Linked DNA regions of Homo sapiens: region 2 is linked to region 1. The links are chromatin contacts, found by POLR2A ChIA-PET in ENCODE. All regions are on one chromosome and are shown on one strand. The core of a region is the stretch at or near the end of the contact, and the rest is flanking DNA. Distances in the headings are between cores, read along the strand shown.

Region 1 (5,741 bases), core at 2,340-4,839:
AGGAAGGTGGAGAGAGAGTGCATCATGGAAAATTATAGAAATGCATTTCTTTGCATTTGAATACTTATAGGATCTCACTTTTGGCAGCAAACCGACTCTGGGTTAGACCCCAGCATCCTTAGCCTTTTTGTGCCATGGACCTCTTTGTATGTGACGAAGCCTATGGACTTCTCAGAATAGACTCTTTTAAGTGCACAAAATAAAATACAGAGAGCAATGGAAATAAATTATATCGAAATAGGGTTTATAAAAATATTTGTGATATTACATGATATGTTTTATTGGCACATTAAATAACAAGATCCAGAGTTGGGTCTAATTACTGTAATTTTGAGGTAATGATGAGCAAAAATGATATCCCAAGAGTCCACAACAGCTGTAGTGTAATATGAAAATATCTGTTATTTCTGTTGGTAACAAAGTAACAGGTGCTGCTAACCCAGTGAGGTTTGTTCCCAGCATCATTCACCATGGAAGGAAATGCTGAATTCAATGAAAGGTTAGGGAAAATCAAGATGTAATCTTCCTCCTCCCTGTCTTGCCCAGTTTTTTTTTTTTTTTTTTTTTTTGCCATGGTCTTGCTCTGTTGCCCAGGCTGGAGTGCAGTGGTGCAATCATTGCTCACCGCAGCCTCAACCTCCTGGGCTCAAGCGATCCTTCCACCCCAGCCTCCTAAGTAGCTGGAACCACAGGTGTACACCACCACACCTGGCTAATTTATTTTTATTTTTATTTTTTTTAGTAGAGACGGGGCCTTGCTATGTTTCCCAGGGTAGTCTTGAACTCCTGAGCTCAAGCAATCCTCCTGCCTTGGTGTCCCAAAGTGCTGGGATTATAGGTGTGAGCCATCATGCCCAGCCCCCTTTCTCATTTTAAAGAGTTCCAGTCCTTGTCAGCCCAGGCCTGGGATTTCCGTTCTGATGCCATTATATCCCTGGCTTATGTTTGTGACAGGGAAGACCAATTAGCAAGCATGCGAATGATGGTTCCCTTAGGATGTCCCCTGGCAAGAGTTGACTCCTCCAGTGTCAAGGCTGGGAATTAATGGTTTATAAAAGTGATGTTCCTAGTAGTAGACCCTCCAAGAACACTTACTATGTGCCTATGTGCTTGTCCTTGTGAGAAAAGCACTATCTGTAGTAATTCACCCCATCCCCAGGTGAGCTAAGTATGGTTACCCTTTTCACAGATGGGGAAAATGTGGCTGAGAGATGAGAAAGAGCTCAGGAGATCAAGACCATCCTGGCTAACACGGTAAAACCCCGTCTCTACTAAAAATACAAAAAATTAGCCAGGCATGGTGGCACGCGCCTGTAGTCCCAGCTACTCAGGAGGCTGAGGCAGGAAAATCGCTTGAACCCAGGAGGCAGAGGTTGCAGTGAACGGAGATCGTGCCACTGCATTCCAGCCTGGGCGACAGAGCGAGGCTCTGTCTCTAAATAAATAAATAAATAAGATGAGAAAGAGCTGCCCAGATTGAGATCACAGGTTTGCCTCATGTCCTTGCGTGTTCTCTACACTATAAGCCTCACACACACCCTCACAGGCATTTTTATCTTGATTTCAGATAACCCATGATGATGTTGTAATAATAACAATAATTATAATTATCAACAGGAGCAGACCTTCTGTATTTCAGAATCTTGCATCACCATCATCATCATCATCATCATCATCATCATCATCATCATCAAATTAATAGCTAATCCTAGTCACTATGTTATTCCACACACTGTTCTAAGGATTTAACTAATCTAACCTTCCTAACAGCAGGACAAGTTAGATCATTTGGTTAAGGTCATATAGCTAGTATGCTGGAATTTGAACCAAGGAAATCTGGCTGTAACACCCTCATTTTTTTAAACTTTTTCACTGAAGTAGAACATAGACATAGAAAAATGCATGAACCATGAATCTTCACACAGTGAGCACTCTCACTCAACTCACTCAATCCACACTCACTCAACCCACCAACCAGATCAAGAAACAGAACACTGTCAGCACCAGCAGCTTTTCGCTCCCCACCCAGTCCCCAAGGTAACCACTATCTTAACTTCTATCGCCATTGATTAGTTCTGCCTTTTTCTTTTTAGATACAGGGGCTCACTATGTTGCCCAGGCTGGCCATGAACTCCTGGCCTCAAGTGATCCTCCCACCTTGTGCTCCCAAAGTACTGGGATTACAGGTCTGGCCTCAAGGAAAAATGAAACCAAGCATCTCTGTCTTACTTCAGAATGAGTTAGACAGAGATAGTTATATATCAAGGGCTTTAAGCAGGGGAAATGACAACAAATCACTTCAGTCATATTGTAACAGTACCTGCATCCTATTTTTGAACTTATATAAATGCCCCTTCATTATCAACCATTATGCCCTCTCACTTAGTCCTCATAATGACCCTAGAGTCTAGAAAATAGCTTTGCCTCATGCCCATTTTACAGATGAGGAAATTGAGTTCTCTGCAACAATTTAGTAAGTTTCTTGAGACCCCACGTCAGTCCCAGCTACTTGCCCAGGGTGGTCTCACATCAGTGTGTGGTGGAAGTGGGAGTATCACCAAGATCCTTGAGGCTGACTGCACCATCTGCTGCCTTACCATCCACCCGGCCTGGATTTCTGCTAGGAAACTCAGAAACACATTAGATACTCAGGGATGTTTGTGTGAACAAATGGTCCCATTGCCCTAACTGCTCCAAAGCTTCCTACCACAGGCCTATCCCTGCCTTTCCAGGGGACCCATCTACTCCAAAGTCCCCTCTCTGTTAAAACGACATGAGCTTCTGTTTTTTCTTCAAAATCTGCAACAAAGTCCCACCTCTTCGTCTTTGCACATGCTTTCCCCCTGCTGACAAGAGTCTACTCCCCTAGGTACATGCTTGGCTTCCTCCTTCACTGTTCAGTGTCACCTCCTGGACAAGGCTGACCCCGACCCCTGACTCTGTGTCTGCATAATGCAGCCCATGTGCTCTCTTGTTCTTCTGCCTTTGTCTTGGAGTGCTTATTCCATTTGACTCTATATTCTACACATATATTTGTTTGTCTCCCTCTAGAATGTATGTGCCATGAGGGCAAAGTGCTGTTTTATTCACTGCTTTATTCCCAGGGCCCAGATTTACATGGCACACAGTAAGGACTCAATAAATCTTGAGTGGATGGAAGACTTGGTTAGCACAGAACTTCTCCATCAAAATAAAAATAGCCTCCACGAAGGAAGGATACCTAGAATTTAAATCCACTGCTTTGCTCCCAGGGGCAGTGCTGTGGACTTTTGCCAGGGTCTGATCTTTAGTTGTGACAAAGACAGGAGGTTGTGGGGAACAGGGCCAAACCCAGTGAGGTAGCTTATCTGCTGGCCAGGAAGCCACGGAGGGCCTTCCCTACCCCTCTCAGGCTGCTACGGTGATTGTTCCCCCATGTCTGCAGCCAGCCAAGGTGCCCCACCCCAAAGCATCAGAGGAGAGAACCAGCCACCAGCCCAGAGGTGACAATGGGGCTGCTGTGTGCTATGGGCCCTTGGGTAGGGCACGGGCTCAGGCAAATGAGCCAGAGCACACGCAGATATAGAGGCATGTGCACTGGCTGCGCTCTGCTTCCACTCTGGTGCCTGCCAGCATGGAGGACAGCCTAAAGCAGCTCAGCCTGGGGAGAGATCCTGAGGGGGCAGGGGACAGCCAGGCCCTGGCTGAGCTCCAGGAGCTTGCCCTGAAGTGGTTCATGGAGACACAGGCCCCCTTCATTCTGCAGAACGGTGCCCTGCCTCCCTGGTTTCATGGATTCATCACCCGCAAGTAAGGCTGCTTCTACCCACAGGTCCCTCATAGCCCACAGCCCCTTGGGGCTGAGAAAATGGTCTGGGAACTCTGGATCAGACTGGTTCCCATCCTTTCCCTGGGCTAGGCAGGGGCCCTTGGAGGCGGGGGGCAGGGGAACAGACTGAGGAGCGCCACATCCTCTGGTGGTGGCTTCTGTAGGCAGAGTCGGGGAGGGCAACGGCCTCTACTTTAGTACAAGTTGAGGATGGCTGGGGCTGCCAGGCTGCCAGAGGACAGAAAGAGGGCCAGGCCCTGACTTGATGAGTAACTAGGGGACCATATCTTTTATCGTCCAAACCGGAACACTATTAGTAACTAAGCTAGGAGAACCGTCATAAATGGGGCCATCCCAGGCAAACCTGGATGCATGGTTATCCTAGGTATAAAGGCCAAGATACAGGTTTGGCTTTCTATTTGGGCTGGGTCTCCAAGCAGCCAAAACACCTGATGAAGGAATGGCAAATCCAGCCAGTCCTTAGGTCCTGGCACAGCACCTGCACAGAGCCAGGGCCAGCTTTATGGTCACTGACTCGTGCAGCAGCACAGGGTCAAAAGGGCTCCACATTTGGTTTAATGCTCTGCTGTCACTGTCTGGAAACTCTAAATCGTTTTGAACCAGGGGCCCCATGTTTTCATTTAGCACCTGGTCCTGCAAATGATTTAGCTGCGTAGAACAGGCGCTCGGTATTTGGTGAGTAAGTGAGTGAGGGAATACATATCTGGTCTGTGTACTGCCAAACCACAAGACAGCTGGAACTTTTCTTCATGCCTCCAAAGTATTTGGCACCATGTGGAAAATCTCTGTAACTGCCTGGGATTGAAGGGGACAGGAAGAGGAATGAGTCCCTTTTAGCTGCTTCAGACACAGCAGCATCTTCTCCCTGCAGAAGCTTGTGTGTAGTGCACATCCTGCAGCACTGTACACAGTGGTTCTGAGGGAGGGACTCCCCACTAAACCTCAACATCTCCAGCTGTGTGGATTTATTCTTGCTACACAACCATCCAGGTGGAGAGTGGGTGGCCAGGGTCAGCAACCAATGTGCCTGCTAGTGAGGCTGCAGTGGGGAGTTGGGGGGGTTGCATATGGCTTCAGACCCTGACCCAGCCCCAGACAGTCTTGAACTTAATCATTTGGGCTCAGATAGGCCACATGCTGAACCCTGACAGGCCACAGACCCATCCACAGGTCTGAGTGGCTCCTCTATAAAGGGTTGGAGGTCTGGAACCCAAAGGCATGGCCAGCAGGGATTCCAAGAGAGGCCTAAGTCAGGCTGCACCTGCTGCCATTAGGGCACAGACCCCAGCTAATGGCATGTCTTCTGCCCAGGCAGACGGAGCAGCTACTCAGGGACAAAGCTCTTGGTTCCTTCCTTATCCGCCTCAGTGACCGAGCCACTGGCTACATCTTGTCCTACAGGTAAGAGGGGAAGCCCTCTGGGCAAGCAAGCTCATCCTACCATAACCTAGCCTTGCAGATTAGTGCAGAGGCCCCACTGGCCCAAATTGCCTAGATTTCCCTGGGTCCTGACTCCTGAATCCCTCAATCATCCATCACATGCTCAGCAGACACTTCCTGAGCAGCACTGGCCATATACTAGGGATGAAGACACGGCCTTCAAAGGAGGTGAGTGGGGTTCGGGGAGGCTTCACAGAGGTGAACTTTGAGCCTAGGATAGAAGGAAGAATACAAGTTGCTAGGCAGAAAGGAGGGTGTGGTTGGGGTTTAGGAGGGTATCTCTGGTAGATGGAACGCCATGTGCAAAAATACAGAGGCATGAAAGACAAGGGTGCTGGGGGAGCTGCAGGGTGCTGGGGGAGCTGCAGGTTGCTGGGTGCAGCAGAACACTTGGTTCCTTTGGAGGAATGCCTGGAAGGGAGGGTGGAAAAAGCTTAGAATGGCCTTGGATGCCTGGCTAAGTCTGTAGACC
Region 2 (5,608 bases), core at 1,296-3,795, 120 kb after region 1:
AAGCTACAACTCCCAAATTCCAAATTGCCTCTGGCGTGAGTGAGGTTTGGATGAGGTGAAAAAATGGAGGCAGCCCTAGCTAGTGTTAGGTGGAAATTTTAAGCCCTAATTATTATTATTATCTTTTGAGACAAAGTCTCACTCTGTTGCCCAGGCTGGAGTGCAGTGGCCCGATTTTGGCTTATTTCAAACTCCACCTCCCAGGTTTAAGTGATTCTCCTGCCTCAGCCTCCTGAGTAGCTGGGATTATAGGTGTGCACCACCGTACTTGGCTAATTTTTGTATTTTTAGTAGAGATGGGGTTTTGGCCATGGTGGCTAGGCTGGTCTTGAACTCCTGACCTCAAGAAATCTGCCTGCCTCAGCTTCCCAAAGTGCTGGGATTATAGGAGTGAGTCACTGCGCCCAGCCTCAGCCCTAATTTTAAGGCCAAGGAGCAGGGCACAGAGGCAGCAATTGGGACAGGGGTTGTTCAAGGTCCTCCACCTAGTCAGATGGCAAACGACTGTCAGATTGTTACCCTAAACTGGTAGGTCAATGCCAGCACTCTTAACTTCAAAAGAATTCTACCCTTCACCAAATTTCAATTACATCTCAGCAATTCTTGCCTATTGCCACTTCAGGACACCCTAACAGTTTGACTCGAATACTGGTCCTGAGCCTCTGATGCGTTAGGACCCCTTTTGAGAAGCTGCTGGGAGCCCCCCCATAGACCCCCATCAATGCACTTTGCACCCCAATGCTCTCTTGCTGTTTTTTGTTGTCACAGGACTTCGGAAGCCCATGCTATATTAACGACCCCAATCCTAGTGAATCCCAGAAAGGAATTCAGACCTCTCCTTTGTCCTGAAGAGCTAAAGATGAACTTGTTTCTCTTCTCCTCCTCCCTCTTCTGGTGAGGGCTGAGTCATGATGTTAATGAATGGAATTGTCACTGATACTTGACGTTGGTAGAGAATGACAAAAGAAATGTCCTCAAATGTCCTTCAAGGCTAGCTCTGGATGCACAGTGTCCAAACTGATGAGGTTTGAAAACCTCAACAGTGGCCAGGCATGGTGGCTCATGCCTGTAATCCCAACACTTTGGGAGGCCGAGGCGGGTGGATCACCTGAGGTCAAGAGTTCAAGACCAGCCTGGCCAACATGGTGAAACCCCGTCTCTACTAAAAATGCAAAATTAGCTGGGCGTGGTGGTGCATGCCTGTAATCCCAGCTACTTGGGAGGCTGAGGCAGGAGAATTGCTTGAACCTGGGAGGCAGAGGTTCCAGTGAGCCGAGATTGTGCCATTGCACTCCAGCCTGGGCAACAAGAGCAAAACTTCGAAAAAGAAAGAAAAGAAAAAAGAAGAGAAGGGAAGGGAAAAGAAAAAGAAGGAAAGAGAGAAAGAAAGAAAGAGAAAGAAAGAAAGAAAGAAAGAAAGAAAGAAAGAAAGAAAGAAAGAAAGAAAGAAAGAAAGAGAAAGAAAGAGAGAAAGGAAGGATGGAAGGAAGGAAACTTCAACAGTTATAATGCCAGCACATGGCTCATTCCAAGATCAGGAAGGCTTGGGAAATGTGTAATCTACCCTTTCGTCTCCTTACAAAACCCACTAGCTGACCTGCTGTGGTAGAGCCGCCTATGACACTTTTCAAAGCTCGCCTTCTCTGGGAGGGACCTCAGCCCTCATGCTTCTTCCTGGAGCTGCCCTGGCTGATCTCCTCCCAAGGCACTCAGCATTTAGAAACTGGGTATTGCTTTTTTAAAAAACATAATGGACTGTCATGAAATAAAAATATGAATTAAGTCCTCATTCCCAAAGTTGGAATTGATTTCTTCCTGCCCCAGTGACTGACAGTTCCCTGAGGATCCTCCTTCCTTCTATGAGTATTGATTTAGCACCTCCTCTGTGCCGGATGTTGCATGGGACGAGGGGGTATAAAGTGACAAAAATGGACACAGTCCCTGCCTCGAAGATTTAGAGATGATGGGATCGATGAACAAAGATGCATTCTTTGCAGGGTTGCTGGGCCCAGGCTTGGGGAGGGGGTATAATGATGTTAAAGGAAGAAAGCTGGCAAGGAGTAAAGGTCTGATTATTTCATGCGAGACAGCATGGGAGGCTAGCGCAGAGGAGAGGACTCAAGGCCAAGGTGATAGGCATGGACTGTGGACCATCCCCAGTCTCGGTTTTCCAGCTCACACGGGTGGGGTTTTGGGCTGAGCAGAGATCTGCTAGGGACCTATAATCTTTCAGAAAGGGTGAGGGCAGGGGTGGTTTAAGACATATCCCCCTAGAATCCACTAGGAAGAACATATTTGGAGCAGGCACCCTGGAGCCCTTGACTGACTGAAGCCCCCAGCCCAAGACCCCAAAGGAAGTGTGTTTGCTGAGAGGCCTCAACCCCCAAGGCTCATCTCAGCTCCACCTTGGCTCCTGCCTGGGTGGGTGGGGCAGCCCAGCCAGCTCACTTCTTACCCAGTTGGCAGTGCTCATAGTGTCCAACTCTGTCATGCCAAATCCCACAGCCTGCTGTATACAAATAAATGTGTCAGACATCAAGTTCCACTCCAAAGCCCTAAAGGAGTTGGCAAGCAGCCTGGCCGTACCCAAGACAAAGTTCTCTGGGCACCAGAACATCTGGCTTCTAGCCCAGGCTCTGTTTCAGTTTTGTGACCTTGGGCAAGTCCCTGGTTCATTCTGGGACTCTGTTTCCTCAGATATCACAGATAAAGGGCCTTCTCATTTTCTATCTGTGACTGGTCATCTAGGGCTCTGGGCTGGAATTCTGCTGCATCAGGTAGGGACAAGGCTGCAAAGTTGGGTGCTGCCAGGCCCCCCAGGCCCAAGGATGCAAAAGAAAACCAGACAGGAATAATCACAGTACTAGCTTGTAACTAACACATAACCAGCACTGCGTCTCAGACAATGTTTTATGCACCTTACACATGCAATCTTCGTAACAGCCCAATGAGGTACTATTAGCACCCTCACTTTACAGATGAGGAAACTGAGATACAGAGAAATTAGGGAAATTGACAAGGTCCTTTGGTTAGCAGAGTCACAATATATACTTGGGCAAGTGGGTTCCAGAGTTTATGCTCCTAACAAGCCAGCCATACCGAATAGTCTCAGGCCTGTTGGGTGACTGGGGTGGAGCAGGATAGGGACAAAGAATAGGGAGGTACAGAGAGTGAGGCACTTCAGGGTCCTCTAAACCCCTGCATCCACCATTCATCATCAGACCCTTTTGGAAAAATTTTTTTTTTTTTTTTTGAGATGGAGTCTTCACTCTGTCGCCCAGGCTGGAGTGCAGTGGTGCGATCTCGGCTCACTGCAACCACTGCCTCCTGGGTTCAAGCGATTCTCCTGCCTCAGCTCCCCGAGTAGCTGGGATTACAGGCACACGCCACCACACCCGGCTAATTTTTGTATTTTTAGTAGAGACGGGGTTTCACTACGTTGGTCAGGCTGGTCTCGTACTCCTGACCTCGTGATCCGCCTGCCTCGGCCTCCCAAAAGTGCTGGGATTACAGGCGTGAGCCACCGCACCCGGCCTGGAAAATGTTTTATATAAACCATGCGCATATATTAAATCGTAATCCAGGTGTTTTCATATGTTGTATTGATGACAGACACAGAGAACGGCCAGCTGGTGGTTTTGGTTACCACAGGAAGGGCAGTGCGATGCTCAAAGCTGACATAATTTCAGCCCAAAGCAAAGGCTACTAGAAAATCACCATCTCCCCATTGCTTGCCATTTTTATCCTAAGTACCGCAAGCGTGACTTTAGGTACTCCTCTCCTAGGAGGGCCTTACTTAACCCATTTGTAAAATGGGGAAAGGGTGGATGGGACGGCCTGTAAGTCCCAGCTCTCAAGATAGGTAATTCTCTACCTTTCTTCCAGGGAGATGAGAAGAAAGAACACTGCCTATTCCTCAGACTCCAGAGGAACTTTATGGGGGTGGGAGTGGGGGTAGGGGTGAAGCTGGGGTGAGGCTTCTGCCAGTGGAGGCATTGTGGGGGCATTGTGCTCTGCAGTGGGCTGGTTCTGGCTCACAGACTTGGTCCCTGCCGTGGAGGAGCCCAGGGTTTAAAGAGGAAGATAAAGACACACATACACAGCCTGTACACGTGAGAGGCAGCTCTGAATGTGGCAGGCAAAGGGGTCAGGCAGTGGGGACACAGAGCAGAAGGAGCCTGGCCTTTTAGGGGAATATTATTTCACTTTTTAAAAAGTGACAACTAACATTTGCTGAGCACTTAGTATGTGCCAGGCACTGTTCCAATTGCTTTACACAAATTAATTCATTTGATTATCTCCTATCAAGTGGGTACTGAATTACAATCCCTATTTTATGGGGAAATGGAAGCATAGAGAGATGAAGTAACTTGCTAAAGGTTATACAGATAGTAATGGGGATGATTGAGTTTCAAATCGAGGCAATCTGACTTCAGATTGCATCTCCCTTTTTTTTTTTGAGACGGAGTATCGCTCTCCTTTTTTTTTTTTTTTTTTTTTTGACGGAGTATCGCTGTGTTGCCTAGGCTGGAGTGCAGTGGCGCGATCTTGGCTCACTGCAACCTCTGCCTGCCGGGTTCAAGAAATTCTCCTGTCTCAGCCTCCCGAATAGCTGGGATCACAGGCGCCCACCACCATGCCTGGCTAATTTTTGTATTTTTAGTAGAGATGGGGTTCCACCACGTTGGCCAGGCTGGTCTCAAACTCCTGACCTCAGGTGATCTGCCCACCTCGGCCTCCCAAAGTGCTGGGATTACAGGCGTGAGCCACTGCACCCAGCTGCATCTTCTTAACCACTACTATATGCACTGCCTGAATTTAGGTGAAGCTCTATGAGGTCCTTGGCACCTCTCCATACAGCTCAGCAACACAGGATTTCCTAGGAAGCAATCGACTGGAATTGCTTAGCACAGTGGCTAAGATACTTGGTTATTGTGCATGGTGGTGCACACCTGTGATCCCAGCTACTTGGGAGGCTAAGGCAGGAGAATCGCTTGAACCTGGGAGGGGAGGTTGCAGTGAGCCGAGATTGTGCCACTGCATTCCAGCCTGGGTGACAGAGTAAGGCTTTGTCTCAAAAAAAAAAAAAAAAAAAGTGAACTTGAAGACAAAATAGTAGAAACTATTCAATCCAAAGGGTAGAGAGAGAACTATTTTTAACTTGAACAGCACAAAACATTATTGAATGAAATTAAGGAAGACCTAAATAAATGGAAAGATATCTCATGATCGAGAGACTTAATATTGTTAAGATGGTAATGCTCTCCAAATTTAACCACAGGTCAACACAATTTTAATCAAAATCTTAGCTGGCTTCTTTGCAGAAATTGACAAGCTAGTCCTAAAATTTGTATAAAAATTCAAGAAGACCTGGCCGGGCGCGGTGGCTAATGCCTGTAATCCCAGCACTTTGGGAGGCTGAGGCAGGCGGATCACAAGGTCAGGAGATCAAGACCATCCTGGCTAACATGGTGAAACCCCGTCTCTATTAAAAATACAAAAAATTAGCTGGGCGTGGGGGCGGGCACCTGTAGTCCCAGCTACTCAGAAGGCTGAGGCAGGAGAATGGCATGAACCTGGAGGCGGAGCTTGCAGTGAGCTGAGATCA

The links. ChIA-PET counts read pairs that join two places held with the same protein, here RNA polymerase II (POLR2A).
Region 2: POLR2A ChIA-PET joins it to region 1 with 10 read pairs in WTC11. The contact joins the enhancer-like site here to the promoter of SH2D7 in region 1. POLR2A ChIA-PET finds 5 or more read pairs at or near these places in 2 of 52 experiments (WTC11 and activated CD4-positive, alpha-beta T cell).

The regions. Positions count from the first base shown.
Region 1 is chr15:78,088,972-78,094,712 of GRCh38, forward strand. It overlaps SH2D7 (SH2 domain containing 7), which reads left to right and starts at 3,590. Exons shown (of 6, transcript NM_001101404.2): 1 at 3,590-3,789; 2 at 5,141-5,230. The coding sequence starts at 3,614.
Region 2 is chr15:78,214,331-78,219,938 of GRCh38, forward strand. The region is part of intron 1 of ACSBG1 (acyl-CoA synthetase bubblegum family member 1); the gene reads right to left. Among named protein-coding and RNA genes, the nearest start is that of ACSBG1, 17 kb to the right of the region's middle. Within about 2 kb of position 2,546, at least 11 of the 41 ENCODE cell types and tissues checked have a DNase peak (open chromatin) inside an H3K27ac peak, as active enhancers do.